Regions from separate parts of the Homo sapiens genome. Here region 2 is linked to region 1. A link is a loop called in an ENCODE intact Hi-C map of the cell type or tissue named here. Cell type or tissue: mammary epithelial cell. All regions are shown on one strand. Each heading gives the region's core, and the rest is flanking DNA. Links, peaks and the distances in the headings are about the cores only. Region 1 has its middle 77 kb from the start of CYBRD1. Region 2 overlaps SLC25A12 (solute carrier family 25 member 12).

The links. Hi-C counts contacts between places; a loop is a spot of excess contacts. Peaks named below come from ENCODE experiments on the same cell type or tissue, not always from the same donor. Only the 100,000 strongest peaks of a DNase experiment are listed, where the experiment ranks them.
Region 2: it touches region 1 in a loop (4-fold over the local background); 4 of 110 quality-filtered maps call a loop at or near these places.

The regions. Positions count from the first base shown.
Region 1 is chr2:171,595,290-171,602,862 of GRCh38, forward strand. No RefSeq gene overlaps it. Among named protein-coding and RNA genes, the nearest start is that of CYBRD1, 77 kb to the left of the region's middle. In mammary epithelial cell, for the core only: a CTCF peak has its summit at 3,641 (motif pointing right); a DNase peak (open chromatin) is centred at 5,042.
Region 2 is chr2:171,803,640-171,811,212 of GRCh38, forward strand. It overlaps SLC25A12 (solute carrier family 25 member 12), which reads right to left. Exons shown (of 18, transcript NM_003705.5): 12 at 6,585-6,637; 13 at 5,967-6,047. Among named protein-coding and RNA genes, the nearest start is that of SLC25A12, 87 kb to the right of the region's middle. In mammary epithelial cell, for the core only: no CTCF peak of the experiment used is centred there; no DNase peak of the experiment used is centred there; H3K27ac peaks cover 394 bases.

The sequences.
Region 1 (7,573 bases), core at 1,282-5,281:
ACAAACCTGTACATGTACCCCTGAATCTAATATAAAAGTTAAAAATTTAAAATATATATATTTTAAGTGCCACCTTCAACAGTTCCTGAACAGACTGTGGTGGCTGAGGGACAGGTCCAGGCAGATTCTAGATTTTCCATAAAATGGGAAATCCTCTCAAAAGCCAGTGAATGCCAGCATGGTCCAGGGAACAAAACCAAGAGCCCTTGACCCTCCAAGAGAAAGTGGAGGTGACTATTTAGGCCACAGAAGGAGGAAGAGGCAGAGTATGGGACCAGCCTCAGAGCTGTTGGGGTCAGAGCCATCAGCCAGGCATGTGGTAGAAAGATCATTTAGGACCATGTGGGTCCCTTGGGGAGGGTGAGCAAAGCTCAGACCAGAGCTCCTCCTAATGCCAGCACTCCATGGACACTCCCATTGTGTTCCACCTGGGAATTCATATCTCTCCAGGGAGAAAGGAAGGAGAAGAAGGAAGGGAGAATTTCATAGTTGATGTTTACTTACCCAGAAGAGACTGAGTCTAAACTAAATGCTACAGTTTGAATTAGAAAAACATTTTTGCATATCTGAGTCCTAAGACTCTGAAATTCATGCTAGCTATAAAAGAATAAATGTGCAAAGAGGACTTGAAAAATCTAAATAACTAGACCTTGGAAAAATCAGAATGGAGAGTCAGGTTGAGTCACAGGAGCTTTCTGCTGGCGTTTAGCCATTAATGTGATTCAGCTTCTTGCTCTTTATGCCTTTGCTCCCTTCTCTCTCCTCTTCCAGGCAGATAATTCCTTCTGTATTTGCAAATCAGTTTCCCTAGAGAAAAAAGTACATTGGCTCAGCTCACCAGTTCACACCAAGTCTCACCATAGTGAGTTAGCCCAAGGGCTTCCTTTGGGTGAGTCTTGCTTCCATTACATCTTCCCAGTCTCCCCATACTCCCCCACCACCTCCTCACAGGCACGTGTATGTGTGCAAAGACCAGCTCAGGTTGAGTGAGGCAAGCTTGAGGAGTGATATTCCTGGTGTCTACAGTTAAAATATGGGAGAAAAATATACAGGCCACTATGATCTCGATTTTCCTGCCCAAGAATATGAGCCTAAATGAGGTAAAGTGTGAGTGCCTCATACAAAGGCTGGCTGTGTACTAAGCCCTGTGTTAGCTGTTATAAGAGCCAAGGGAAAACTTCCCCGTGGCCCCTAAAGGTTTGCAAAAATCAACTGACAAAAGGCAGAGTAATAGGAGAAAAGGCATATGAATGTATTTGACCATAGTTTTACATGACACAGGAGCCTTCGGAATGAAGACCCAAAGATACGGATGAAACTGTCTACTTTCATGCTTAGGTTCACCAAAATGTGGACGGAAAGGCTATGAGCTATAATAGACTGAGTGGGGAAACCCAAGAAGGCCTGTCTATTATTTATTTATTATTTATTTATGTTTAATTTATTATTATTATTTTTTGAGATGGGGTCTCACTCTGTCACCCAGGCTGGAGTGCAGTGGTGTGATCTCCACTCACTGCAACCTCTGCCTCCTGGGTTCAAGTGAGTCTCCTGTCTCAGCCTCCCAAGGAGCTGGGATTATAGGTGCGCACCACCACACCCAGCTAATTTTTGTATTTTTAGTAGAGATGGGTTTCATCAGGTCTCAAACTCCCAACCTCAGGTGATCCGTCCACCTTGGCCTCCCAAAATGTTGGGATTACGGGTGTGAGCCAACACACCTGGCCTCTATTTAGGTTCTTCTTGGCCTCTGTGCAGCCTTCCTTCCTCTTGGGTATGGGGCTGGACCCTCTCTGGAATGGGGAGATCTTATGACCTACAATCAGACAAACTAGGTCAAATTGCTTCTTTATGGCCAGTTTTTACACAGAAAGGTGATGTGGGTGGAGGAGTGGAGTTAGAATAATATGTTTAGGTTTTATGGCTGGCTTTAGGGGAAATGGATTTTGGTTTCTGAGATGCACCTTGCCAAAGAGTTTCTTCAGTAGCTAGCCTTGGGGGAGAATGAGAGGCCAGTGACAGGAGGCGAGAAGAAGGTCAGAGAGAGCTGCTTCTGAGGTCTTCATTTTGGGTTATCATTTTCTGAGATCTTACACTGTCATTATCAACAACATTAGATTAGAGCAAAACCTTGGGCTACCTTTTTTTTTGTAAGTCCCTTTTCAACTCTCCTTTTTATTTTTTTTTAAACCATCCTCAGAAATCCTCTAGTCATTTCCTATAATTATTCTATACATATAAATCCTACCTCTCTAACAAGGCCAGATAATTTTTTTAGGAGTTTTCCCTATTTTTTCTTTTGGATCATCCACAGACTCCAGGGGAGTGTTATGCACAGATCAAGTGCTCAAATGATAAAATACTTTATTATACATTGGCTTCATGAGACATTTATCAAATTGTTCTGAAAATTTATTGAATTGAATTTATTCAGTTGAATTAAAACTTCCTATTAACAAGATAGTAATTATTTGAAAGACACATACATTTTACTAATGAGCACCTAAAGAGTGGCCAGATGCTGTGCATGCCATCTCCCAAACATGCCAGCCTGTTCCCTGGTCCGCACCTGTCTGTCTTAACCATTTACTTCTATGCTTCAAACATTCTCACATGGAGACTAAAAAAGATATAACAGCAAAAAAATCAGGCCTAGTTTATGATTCTAAAAATAAACTTAGCTGGGCATGGTGGCACACCTGTAGTCCCAGCTACTTGGGAGGCTGAGGTGAGAAGATCGCTTGAGGCCAGGAGTTTGAGGCCAGCCTGGGCAACATAGACCCTGTCTGAAAAAAAATAAAAATAAACTTAAAACCAGTAATTTTTAAAACATTTCTTATGGAAAATGTCAAACATAAACATAAGATAGAGGGAACAATTTAATGGAGTCTCAAACTTCAAGAGTTATCAACATTATGGCAAATCTTATACCCTAGTCAACTGTTTTTCCATGCTGTATTACTTTAAAGAAAAATCTAGACTATTCCTCCTGTAACCTTTCAGAATGTATCTCTAAAAGATAAGGACTCTTTTATTAAACATAACCATAATATCACTAAAAAATAACAATGTTTCCTTAAGACCATAAAATATCCAAGGTTCAAATTTCCCAAATTGCCTCCCTAATGCTTTTCAGAGTTTTACAATTAAGATCCAAATTAGGTCACGCTTTGCATTTGATGATGTTTTTCTTCAATCTCTTTCAATTGAAGTTCTTTCCTCTCTCCTTTTTCCCCTTTGTAATTTATTTCTTGAAAGAACTGGGTCATTTGTCCCATAAAGTTTCCCACATCCTAGATCTGCTGATAGAATCCTTACACTGTGTGAATTATGTTCTTTAGTCCCCTGTACTTCCTATAAACGGGTAGATTTTCAGCCCTGTGCAATAGAACTTTTTGTGATGATGGAAATGTTCTATATCTACACATGTGGCTATTATGCTAGTGTAACCGAGGGATTGAATTATTTTTATTTTATTTTAATTAATTTAAAGTTGACCACAAGCAGCTAGTGCCCACCATAATGGACAGCACATAGAGGTTAACTGAAATGGAAATAGACACGTGGCTAGTGTCTACTGTATTGGATTCAGGTTTGATTATTTATCAACAGTATGTCATACATGGTGAACTTCCACTAGGGGGCTCACAATGCCTGGTTGTCTGTAATGTTAGCAGCCCATTGGTGATCATTGTCTGTACCCGTACGTGAGAGCAGTTGCAAAATGATAAGACTCGATTTCTATCATTCCTTCTTTATTTATTAGCTGAAATCTATCAAGAAAACAATGACTCATCAATAGTTTGATTGCTCTGAGGTATAATTTATACAAGAAAGACAGAATAAATAGATGTTTAACTTTTTGAGGAGCTGCAAGACTGTTTCCCAAAGCAGCTCCACCCTTTAACATTCCCACCAGAATGTATAAGGGTTCCAATTTCTCCACATTCTTACCAATACTTGTTATTGTCCCTCTTTTTTATCATAGCCATCCTAGTGAGTGTGACGTGTATCCCATCGTGGTTTTGTTTGCATTTTCCTAATAACTAATGATGGTGAGCATCTGCTCATGCTTATTGGCCATTGGTATATGTCTATGGGAGAAATTTCTATTCAGATCCTTCGCCTACTTTTAAATGAGTTATTTATCTTTTTATTATTGAATTGTGTTATTTATATACCCTGGAGACAAGTCCTTTATCAGATATATGATTTGCAAATATTTTCTCACCTTCTGTGGGTTGTCTTTCACTTTTTGTCCGTCCCAGCATTTGCACTAAGACCCTTGCTGCCCGTCGCGCCTCCCAGCCGATAACTGAGCAGGGAGGGGATAATAAGGCAGGCTCATTCCTGGAGATGTGGGACTTCTCTTATGGCTGAAGGTTTTTGCCAAACCTTCCTTACACTGCTCAGTGGTCCAGGATGCTTCATCCAACCTTCCCTCCTTTTCTTCTTTGAGATCGGACTTGCATTGCCATCTGACGGCTCTCAGCCTTCTCCTCCTGCCCATGTCTCTCACAGCAGAATTTTTCTTAATAAAATCTTTGCACATTTAATTCCATCTTGGTGTCTGCTTCTCAGAGGACCTGGACTAACACATCAGGCAATGGCAATGCCTACCCTAAAGAACGACTTTTACAGTTCAAGGCCAAAGTCCTTCTGTATTGGATAGCAGCAGCAACCCAAAGCAAGAACAAAGGTAGAGATCTGGACTCTCTAGTTGACCACAGGGTTTCTACCCAGCGAGAAGGATGATGATTTTTTGAGCTGGATAAATCACACCTGGATTTGAATATCAGCTCTGCCACTTAGGAATTTGGTGGCTTTGACAAGTTATTTAGCCTCCCTGTGCCTTAGTTTCTTCATCTGCAAAATGTCAACAATACCAATGCTGTCTCTCTGCATTTTTTAAGATTGAATAAAATAATGTAAAAAGTAACTAGTACAGAGTACAGAGCAGGAGCTCACCAAATGTTGGTTTCCTTTCCACACCCTTCAATCAGGCAGTATCATGCTCAGTTAACTGTTCAAAGGCAAGTCATAACTTGGCTGGATATGGGCTGCACACACTTTGTAGGAGTAAGCTAAGTGGTGAGCATAGAGTTTTCCCTTGCCTTTCCCTGATCTACTCTGGCCAGCTATTGCCCTCTTAGCTTCCTGGGTACTCAAGAGATGAGCTTTCCTGATGGGTTCCATAGAGATACCCAAGAAAAACACTGCTCTGAAGGAAAAAGATAAGGTTAGGCTAGAACCCCTAAAGCACAATGCGGTCCCAAGAGAAACAAGCTCTGTTATGTTTTCTGACAGTGACACAGGTGCCTATGGAGGAGGTGGCCCAGGAAAGGGACGGAGGAAGGAAGAAAAGAAATTCTGGAGAATCTGACAGAGGCAATTCAAGTTTCTGAAAAAGTTCTTTCTAGTGGTTTGTGAGCATGTTAGCAATAAGGCAGCACACATGGATGTCCATGTCCTAAATAAGTAATCTTTCCCCTTTGTTTCCTCTAGCCAAGATTGATGTGGGCTGGGCACGGATTACATGCATGTAATCCCAGCACTTTGGGAGGCCAAGGTAGGTGGATCCCTTGAGCCCAGGAGTTTGAGACCAGCCTTGGCAACTTAGGCTCTTGCAAAACCCCATCTCTACTAAAAAAAAAAAATAGCCGGGCATAGCAGCACGTGCCTGTAATCCCAGCTTCTCAGGAGGCTGAGGTGGGAGGATTGCTTGTGCCTGGGAGGCAGAGGTTGCCGTGAGCCATGATCGCACCATTGCATGCCAGCCTGGGCAACAGAGCCAGACCCTGTTTTGTTTTTTGTTTTTGTTTTTTTTTAATTGATTTAAAGAATGTTAAAGCACGTGATTGAATATGGAAATATCAGGAAAGATGTTTACCAAAATACCTTTGTGGCTGTCTTTGGATGGTGGGATTTCAGGTTTTTGATCTTTATAATTTTCTGTATTTGCTGCCTTCTGTGCTGCCCAAAGCTGCTCTCCCTTCTCCTCACCTCACCTGAATTTTTGTGTTGTTCTGCGATGGCGCCTCTTGGCCTCCAGCTTCCATAACCTTCCCAAGTGCTCTGCCCCAGATATCCCCACTTTTAACCAGCTTTTTTTCTCTTTAAAAATTCTCTGGACAAAGTCTGCTCCTTCTGGCCAGATGTGGTGGCTCACATCTGTAATCCCGGCACTTTGGGAGTCCAAGATGGGAGGATCACTTGAGGCCAGGAGTTCAGGAGCAGCCTGGTCAAGATGGTGAGACCCTATCTCTATTTTAAAAATTAAAAGATACGTCGGCACAGTGGCTCACACCTGTAATCCCAGCACTTTGGGAGGCAGAGGTGGGTGGATCACCTGAGGTCAGGAGTTCAAGACCATCCTGGCCAACATGGTCAAATCCCATCTCTACTAATAATACAAAAATTAGCCAGGCGTGGTGACACGTGCCTGTAATCCCAGTTACTCAGGAGGCTGAAGCAGGAGAATTGCTGGAACCTGGGAGGCGGAGGTTGCAGTGAGCTGAGATCACTCCACTGCACTCCAGCCTGGGCGACTAAGGGAGACTCCATCTCGAAAATAAAAATAAAAGAAAGTCTCCTCCTTCTGTTGTTCTCACACACTTCGCGTTGGCATCTTCCCTTCCACACACATTCTAAACTCCAAAGGGCCTTGATGATGAGGAGGCTCTTTGAAGAAAATCTCTAGTCAGCCCAAGCCTAACCCTATCCCTGCAAAAATCATGTTGTGGTTGGAAGTGTGGATTACTGGTAAATATTGCTGTGTGGAGAAGATTACAAAGTTTTTTTTACCTGTCAGAAAGTAAAAATATAAGCTTAACCCTGTAAGCTTATATTTTAAACTTTAAACTCTATAAACTCCCTGTCAGCTAGAAATGTTCTAGAAAACATTATTTAAAAGCTGGGATACTCCCTAGAGAAAAATTACCTTTACTGCCATGTTAGGCAAAAACATCTGATGAGGCACGGTGTTCTGTGTAAAAACTGAGGTGGTCCCAAACATGGACCAATAGTTAAATCATTTATTTCTTAATATAATACCCTTTGCCTGGTCCACAAAGTAAATTAACTTGTAAATCTAATGAGTACATGAAAATCTCAGCAAGCTCATCTGTGATCCACTCTCCGTCCATCTTCCAGCCAATCCCTCAGCTGCCTGAGGAGGGTCTCAGCCCCGGAACCCTCAGGTCCCTTCTCACCTCTTCTCCTCTAATTGACCTGCCCTCCCCTCTTCCTTCTCCTACTTCCTTCTCATCCTCAGATTTGAGAGGCGGGAGGGGATGGGAGACTGATTATGACTTGTTAGAGGGTGACGGGTCCTGGCCTTTTTCCTTTGTTTGTTCCTGAATCAGGAGACAATGATCTGCTACAAAGGGCAGGGGCCTCTTCATGGATTAGATGAACACGATCATTTCCCATTGTTTTCTTTACCATCTCACTTTCACATGTAACGTACTCATATGCACAACTATTTTTAAATAATAACCATTTGCTTATTGACTTTGTAAATAATACCTGCTTGTTGAAATAAAATAAAGCCAAGTACAGAAAATTATAAAGA
Region 2 (7,573 bases), core at 2,071-6,070, 210 kb after region 1:
GCTGTGCATGATGGCACATGCCTGTAGTCCCAGCTACTCAGGAGGATGGGGCAGGAAGATCACTTGAGGCCAGGAGTTCGAGGCTGTAGCATGTGATGTTCACACCTGTGAACAGTCACTGCACTCTCAGCTTGGGCAACATAGTGAGACGCTACCATTATTTAAAAAAATACACACACACACACACACACACGCGCGCACACACATACTAGCAAAGATGTAGAGAAATCAGAAGCTTCACACTACTAGTAGGGATGCAAAAGGATGTAGCCACTTTGAAAAACAGTCTGGCAGTCCTGAAAATGCTAATTACAGTTGTCATATGACACACCAATTCCACTCATACGTATATACCCAAGAGAAATGAAAACATGTCCATGCAAAACCTTATATACCAATATTCATAGCAGCATTATTCATAAGTCAAAAGGTAGAAACAACTCAAATGTTTATCAACTAATGAATGAACAAACTGTAGTATATCCATATATTCAGCAATAAAAATGAATTAAGTACTGATACATGCTACAACACAGATGAACCTTGAAAACACGCTAAGTGAAAAAAGTTAGGCACAATGTCATGCTTACAAAAGGCCACATATCATGATTCCTTATTTATTTATTTATTTATTTTGAGACAGAGTCTCTCTCTGTTGCCCAGGCTGGAGTGCAGTGGGCACAATCTCTGCTCATTGCAACCTCCGCCTCCCAGGCTCAAGTGATTCTCCTGCCTCAGCCTCCCAAGTAGCCAGGATTAAAAGCACCTGCCACCACGCCTGGCTAATTTTTGCATTTTTTATAAAGATGGGGTTTCACACCATGTTGGCCAGGCTGGTCTCAAACTCCTGACCTCAAGTGATCCACACACCTCAGCCTCCCAAAGTGCTGGAATTATAAGCATGAGCCACCACGCCCAGCCTCCATTTATATAAAATATTCAGAATTGGTGAATTTGTAAAAACAGAAAGTATATTAATAGTTGCCTAGAGGCCAAGTGCAGTGGCTCGTATCTGTAACTCTAGTACTTTGGGAGGAGGAGGCAGAAGGATTGCTTGAGGCCAGGAGCTCAAGGCCAGCCTGGCCAAGTAAGACCCTGTCTCTATGAAAAACTTAAAAATTAGCTGAGGGTGGTGGCACACACCTGCAGTCCTAGCTACTCATGAAGCTGAGGTGGGAGGATTGCCTGAGCCGGCAGTTCAAGGTTGCTGTGAGCCTTGATCGCACCACTGCACTCCTGCCTGGGCAATACAGTTGCCTAGATCTTACGGATGGGATGGGAAGATTGAGAAGTGATAGCTAAAAGGTACTGCATTTCTTTCTGTGTTGATAAAAATGTTCTAAAATTGATTGTGGTGATGGTTTCACAACAAAACACTGAATTATACACATTAAATGGGGGAGTTGTATGGTACGTTAAGTATATCTCAATAAAGCTGTTATTTTTTCTGTTTTTTTGTTTTGTTTTGTTTTTTGTTTTTTTTTTTTGAGACAGAGTCTCACTCTGTTGCCCAAGCTGGAGTGCAGTGGCACGATCACAGCTCACTGCAACCTCCACCTCCTGGGTTCAAGCGATTCTCCTACCTCAGCCTCCCAAGTAGCTGGGACTGTAGGAACGCGCCACTTCACCTGGCTAATTTTTTTGTATTTTCAGTAGAGACGGGGTTTCACTATGTTGGCCAGGCTGGTCTCGAACTCCTGACCTCAGGTGATCCACTTGCTTCGGCCTCCCAAAGTACTGGGATTACAGGCGTGAGCCACCGCCCCCGGCCTAAAGGTGGTATTTTTAAAATTTGCATGAAAGATATCAGGTATTCAATGAGTAAGTGAATATATGAAAGAACAAATGAAAACCTATATCAAGTGTGAAAGAATATGGATTTGGAGATAGAAGTGGTTTGAACCACAATTTTGATATTTACTAAGTCAAAATTTGGATTTCACTAAGGTTTTAGTTTTTTCAACTCTAGTTGGGAACAATAATGAGATAATCCCTATAAAATGTTCAGCCCAGTAAGAAAGGTATCTATTCCTCATTAGCTGATTCAAGCTACATCAAAAGCAATAATCATCATCAACAATAGTAGTAACGTTTTAGTTAAGTTGGGTGCTAGAAGCATGGATGCTCATTTTATTATTCTGTAATTATATTGTTTGTATTCTTTTGCATGTATCAAAAATCACAGGCCTTGGCCAGCCTGGTGACTCACACCTGTAATCCCAAAACTAGGAGGCCAAGGCAGGTGGGTTGCTTGAGCCCAGGAATTCGAGACCAGCCTGGGCAACATGATGAAACCCCATCTCTACAAAAAATACAAAAATTAGCAGAGGATGGTGGCATGCACCTGTAGTCCCAGCTACTGGGGAGGCTGAGAGATGGGAGGAGCCCTTGAGCCCAGGAGTTGTCAAGGCTGCAGTGAGCTGAGATCGCACCACGCCACTCCAGCCTGGGCAACAGACTGAGATCCTGTCTCAAAAAAGAAGAAAAACAAACAAACAAAAAAACAAAAATCACATGCCTTTAAAAACAGATCATAAAGACCGGGTGTGGTGGCTCACGCCCGTAATCCCAGCACTTTGGGAGGCCGAGGCCGGTGGATCACCTGAGGTCGGGAGTTTGAGACCAGCCTAACATGGAGAAACCCCAGCTCTACTAAAAATACAAAATTAGCCGGGTGCAGTGGCACATGCCTGTAATCTCAGCTACTAGGGAGGCTGAGGCAGGAGAATCGCATTAACCTGGGAGGTGGAGGCTGCGGTGGGCCGAGATCGTGCCATTGCATTCCAGCCTGGATAACAAGAGCAAAACTCCATCTCAAAACAAAAACGAAAACAAAAACAAACCAGATAATAAAACAAAACATACAACAACAACAAAATATATAATGCCCAAGGACTAGAGATTTTCACTTCTAGGTCACTTCATGATCTAGTCAACACACACCATTTTTCCTAAAAGGGAATATTGTCATTTCCATGGCAATAAAATTTCCCTCTCATCTATAGGGAACTCAAGGCCTAGGTCCTAGCTAATCCTTCCTCTGGGAAAAAAAGCCTAGAACTCAATTTGAGCCATTTCTTCCTAATTAACCTGCAATAGGTTAATGTATTAGGTGCATCTTTAAAATTGGGTAATTTTTGGAAGAACAGCAGCATTCTTCTCACTAGTGGCACTGACAGCACTCAGCCAAAAGCCATAAGGACACCGTACATCGTATCACCACCACTACTCAGGATGATGAAGACTCAGGGTCAGGCTCACAGACAGCCACTCTTCACAGTGTTAATCTGGTGGCTGTTTGCCAGGTATCATTTAGGAAATGGAGTATCCTATGTCCCATACAGCCTGATATTCTATAAAGAGAGACTCATTCTTTTTAAGACTTTATTCTCTGTTGAAATTTATAGACTTTGGGGAGAAACAGTGAATTATGTTTTAACAATCATTTATAGCATAGCATAACTGAATTTGTCAGTAGAAACTCAATAATTGCACTTTTTTCTTCTTCCCTGAAAGAAGAGATTTAGAGCAAGGGGGAAGCAGAAAACGTTTGTGGTGAAGAACTGCAGACAACCTTATCATTCTGCCTAGAGTCCAACCTGACTATTTTTCATGCTGTCAATTTCCCACTAGACAATCCATCAAAGCCTCCAGAAATGAGTCATGATTAAGGAAGAGATTTAGAGTGTCAGCACAACCCTCAAGGCAACCCAGACTTCAATAGAAATTCCTAAAGTTCAAACCTATAAACAGGGTCGGTAGCTAGGAAGAACAAAGGAACTAAACATCTTATTTTGGTTTAACCACTTAGGTCACATGTCAGACATGGAAACAGGTCAGCTTCATGACCAAAAACCTGGATATTGCAAACGGAAACAAATAATTAGCTACATGGAACAGAAAGAGCATGACTTATATTTCTGGCAAAGGTATGCATGTGCTGTGATAAAAATGAGTTAGAAAGCTTCTTAACCAAACAGAAACTTAAAATGACCAAGAAAAAGAATATTTATGATTGGCAAAGGTTCGCTCTCTAGATAAGAACCAATTACAGAATCTAATTGGAATAAAGGAAGAAGAGAAACTTCATTTTTGGTGATCCACCTAAGCAAAAGTTTTATTCTATGTCCACTGTTAACTCTTCATTAAAAAAGAAATGTAGCCAAAGAGATTTCCTTCCTGAGAATGTGCTGGGGCATGCATACAGGCACACACACACCCACACAGCAGTCCACCTCTTCCAAAGCAACTCTGCAGAGGACTCAGGTATGTGCCACACTGACACATATCAAAGAGAATCTGGAGCAACCTCTCTCTCTCTCTGACCCCCGAGGCAGTGTCTCTGAATTAAATGTTGCCAAGGTCACTGACCTCATCACTTCAGGTTTCACAAGCAACTGAGGAAGTTTTAGCCAAGACTGTCAGCCAATTCAACTGGAAGTTATTAATGTTTCCAAGAACAAAATGGACTAAACAAGTCTGAAACGAACCATGTGTTATCAAATATGAAACAAATACCACAAATGAAATTAGTTGAGCTGCAAATAGATTTAAGAATTGGTCATGCTTACACTTTAAAGACAGAAACCTTTGTGCGCTAAGTAAATATCTGAGTCTCTTGGTTCAGAATTTCTGTCAATAGCTGAAATGTAGTTACCGTTATTATTGTTTGCCAATAATCATGTCATGCTTACACTTTAAAGACAGAAACCTTTGTGCGCTAAGTAAATATCTGAGTCTCTTGGTTCAGAATTTCTGTCAATAGCTGAAATGTAGTTACCGTTATTATTGTTTGCCATACCCTCTGGCCTCTAAAGAAGAAAAATTATTATTAAACAATGGCTTACTCAGTCCTATACCTAAGATATAAGGGCCCAATTAATCAGCCATCTCACACTTGTTTTAAAGTTCCAGTTAACATATATGAATGGTAACTCTATCCACTACTATATTTTCTGTACTCTATTTCTTAAAAGGCATAGGAATTAGAACTTTTAAAAAAGTCTGGAAGGTAATGCTTTAGGAGCATCAAAGAGATAGAGCTGATGAAAATGCCACCTCTTTTTTTGTTATTATACTTTAAGTTTTAGGGTACATGTGCACAATGTGCAGGTTTGATACATAGGTATACATGTGCCATGTTGGTTTGCTGCACCCATCAACTCATCATTTACATTAGGTATTTCTCCTACTGCTATCTCTCCCCCAACCCCCAACCCCCAACCCCATGACAGGCCCCAGTGTGTGATGCTCCCTGCCCTGTGTCCAGGTGTTCTCATTGTTCAATTCCCACCTATGAGTGAGAACATGTGGTGTTTGGTTTTCTGTCCTTGTGACAGTTTGCTGAGAATGATGGTTTGCAGCTTCATCCATGTCCCTGCAAAGGACAGGAACTCATCCTTTTTTATGGCTGCATATTATTCCATGGTGTATATGTGCCAAATTTTCTTAATCCAGTCTGTCACTGATGGGCATTTGGGTTGGTTCCAAGTCTTTGCTATTGTGAATAGTGCCACAATAAACATATGTGTGCATGTGTCTTTATAGTAGAATGATTTATAATCCTTTGGGTATATACTCAGTAATGGGATTGCTGGGTCAAATGGTATTTCTAGTTCTAGATCCTTGAGGAATTGCCACACTGTCTTCCACAATGGTTGAACTAATTCACACTCCCACCAACAGTGTAAAATGGTTCCTATTTCTCCACATCCTCTCCAGCATCTGTTGTTTCCTGACTTTTTAATGATCACCATTCTAACTGGCGGAAAATGCTACCTCTTTTCTACACTCAAAACCCGTTAGCTTTTACAATAAAATTTAAAACTTATTCCATATGATTATTGAGAAAACCTGCTTAGAATCCCTTGAGTTCAAGAGAAATGCCACTAAGATATCTATTATATCTGTGCAAAAAGGTCAACGGAATGTATTTGTCACAAGAAGCGCCTAACAGTAATACTTACACAGCCTCCAGCAAGAACTTCTGCTGGAAGTGGAACAGAGCCATCTCTTCTGGTAAATTTGTCCCGAACAAAATCATTAACCTAATTAGAAAGACAACATCAGTTAACCAAAATTCCCAACCATTTCTCTTCTGGCATACTGTTGCTTTTCCAAGTCAGCAAAATATTTGTCTTATGATAAAATTTAAAATTATCAAATGCTTACATGTAAAATTAAAGTTGTACAAATTCTGCGACAGTGTGCCAGTGTCAGCAGCATCAATTTTAGTTTTGTTTTTGAGACAGGGTCTCACTCTGTTGCTCAGGCTGGAGTGCAGTGGCATGATCATAGCTCACTACAGCCTCAAATTCCTGGACTCAAGCAATCCTCCCACATCAGCCTCCTGGCATAAATCACCACACTTGGCTAATTTTTAATTTTGTTGTTGTTGTTGTTGTTTTGGTAGAGCTGAGTTCTTACTATGCTTATGCTGGTTTAGAACTGGTCTCAAGTGATCCTCCCACCACCCAAAATGCTGAGATTATAGGCATGAGCTACCACGCCTAGCCTTGATTTTAGCTTTTTGGCTTAATGGTAATCTAAACAAATGACATAAATTCAGTTAGAGATAAACTTACAGTCAGTTTAATGGCCTTTTCTGGAGCAACCCCTATAAGTTGTGGTATCAGACCTAGGTAAAGGGACAGAATCATCAGCAATATAGCTGTACCAGACATGAATACACAAGCCCAGCAACAAAGAGTTTCCCCCATATTATTTACCCATCAAACATTGCAGAGTTTTCATTAAAATGGGAAAAAGATTATCCTTAAAACTCTGTATACATATGTAATAATTATTTACAAATGCAGTATAATGTCACGTTTTCTTGAGGCTATAAATCCTCTTCTTAAGCATGCTTACTTTAAAGCCTAGTTATCCAACACTTCCCAAAAAGTCCATGAAGAAGAAACGGAGCCATGCGTCTTCTCTATTCTGGGAACACTGCCAATAACAATGTAACCAAATTCCCTCCCTTATTACAACCAACAACATATAAACATACACAGATACTGTACACTTGGAAAAGCTCTGAAAAGCATGCTGTTAAGCATACCCAGATTTTGCTACCTACATAATGGCATACAGTGGCTTCGTTATTATAGAATACTAACTCCCATAATCTTCTCTTCAGAGAAACACAGCATTCAATATTCATTTATTTAAAAGGAAGCCAAAACTGCAAAGAAAAATGCAGTTTTAAGTATTGTTTAACGAGTATCTCCTATAAGCAAAAACATATGCCTGTTGTATTCTTATTGACTAATATATGTCAAGCTTAAGACATTTTAAAAGAATCCCCTCAAAACAAAGGAAATCATAATCCTTAGAAAGTTAAATTCCCCAGGCTGGTTGTAAACTGGAAAAGAAAAAAATAAACAATTCAACATCTGTTGGGCTCAGCTTTCTAAAGCACACAGCTTATCCAAATTGTTAGCATACTTTTTTGCATACATTTTTTAAAGATGCTAACAATAAACATTTTATATCCTTTAAATCATCCAGCCAAAGGGGAGTTATATATGTGTTTGCCTGCTTGCTGACTGCTGATCTTAAGCCTGCTTTG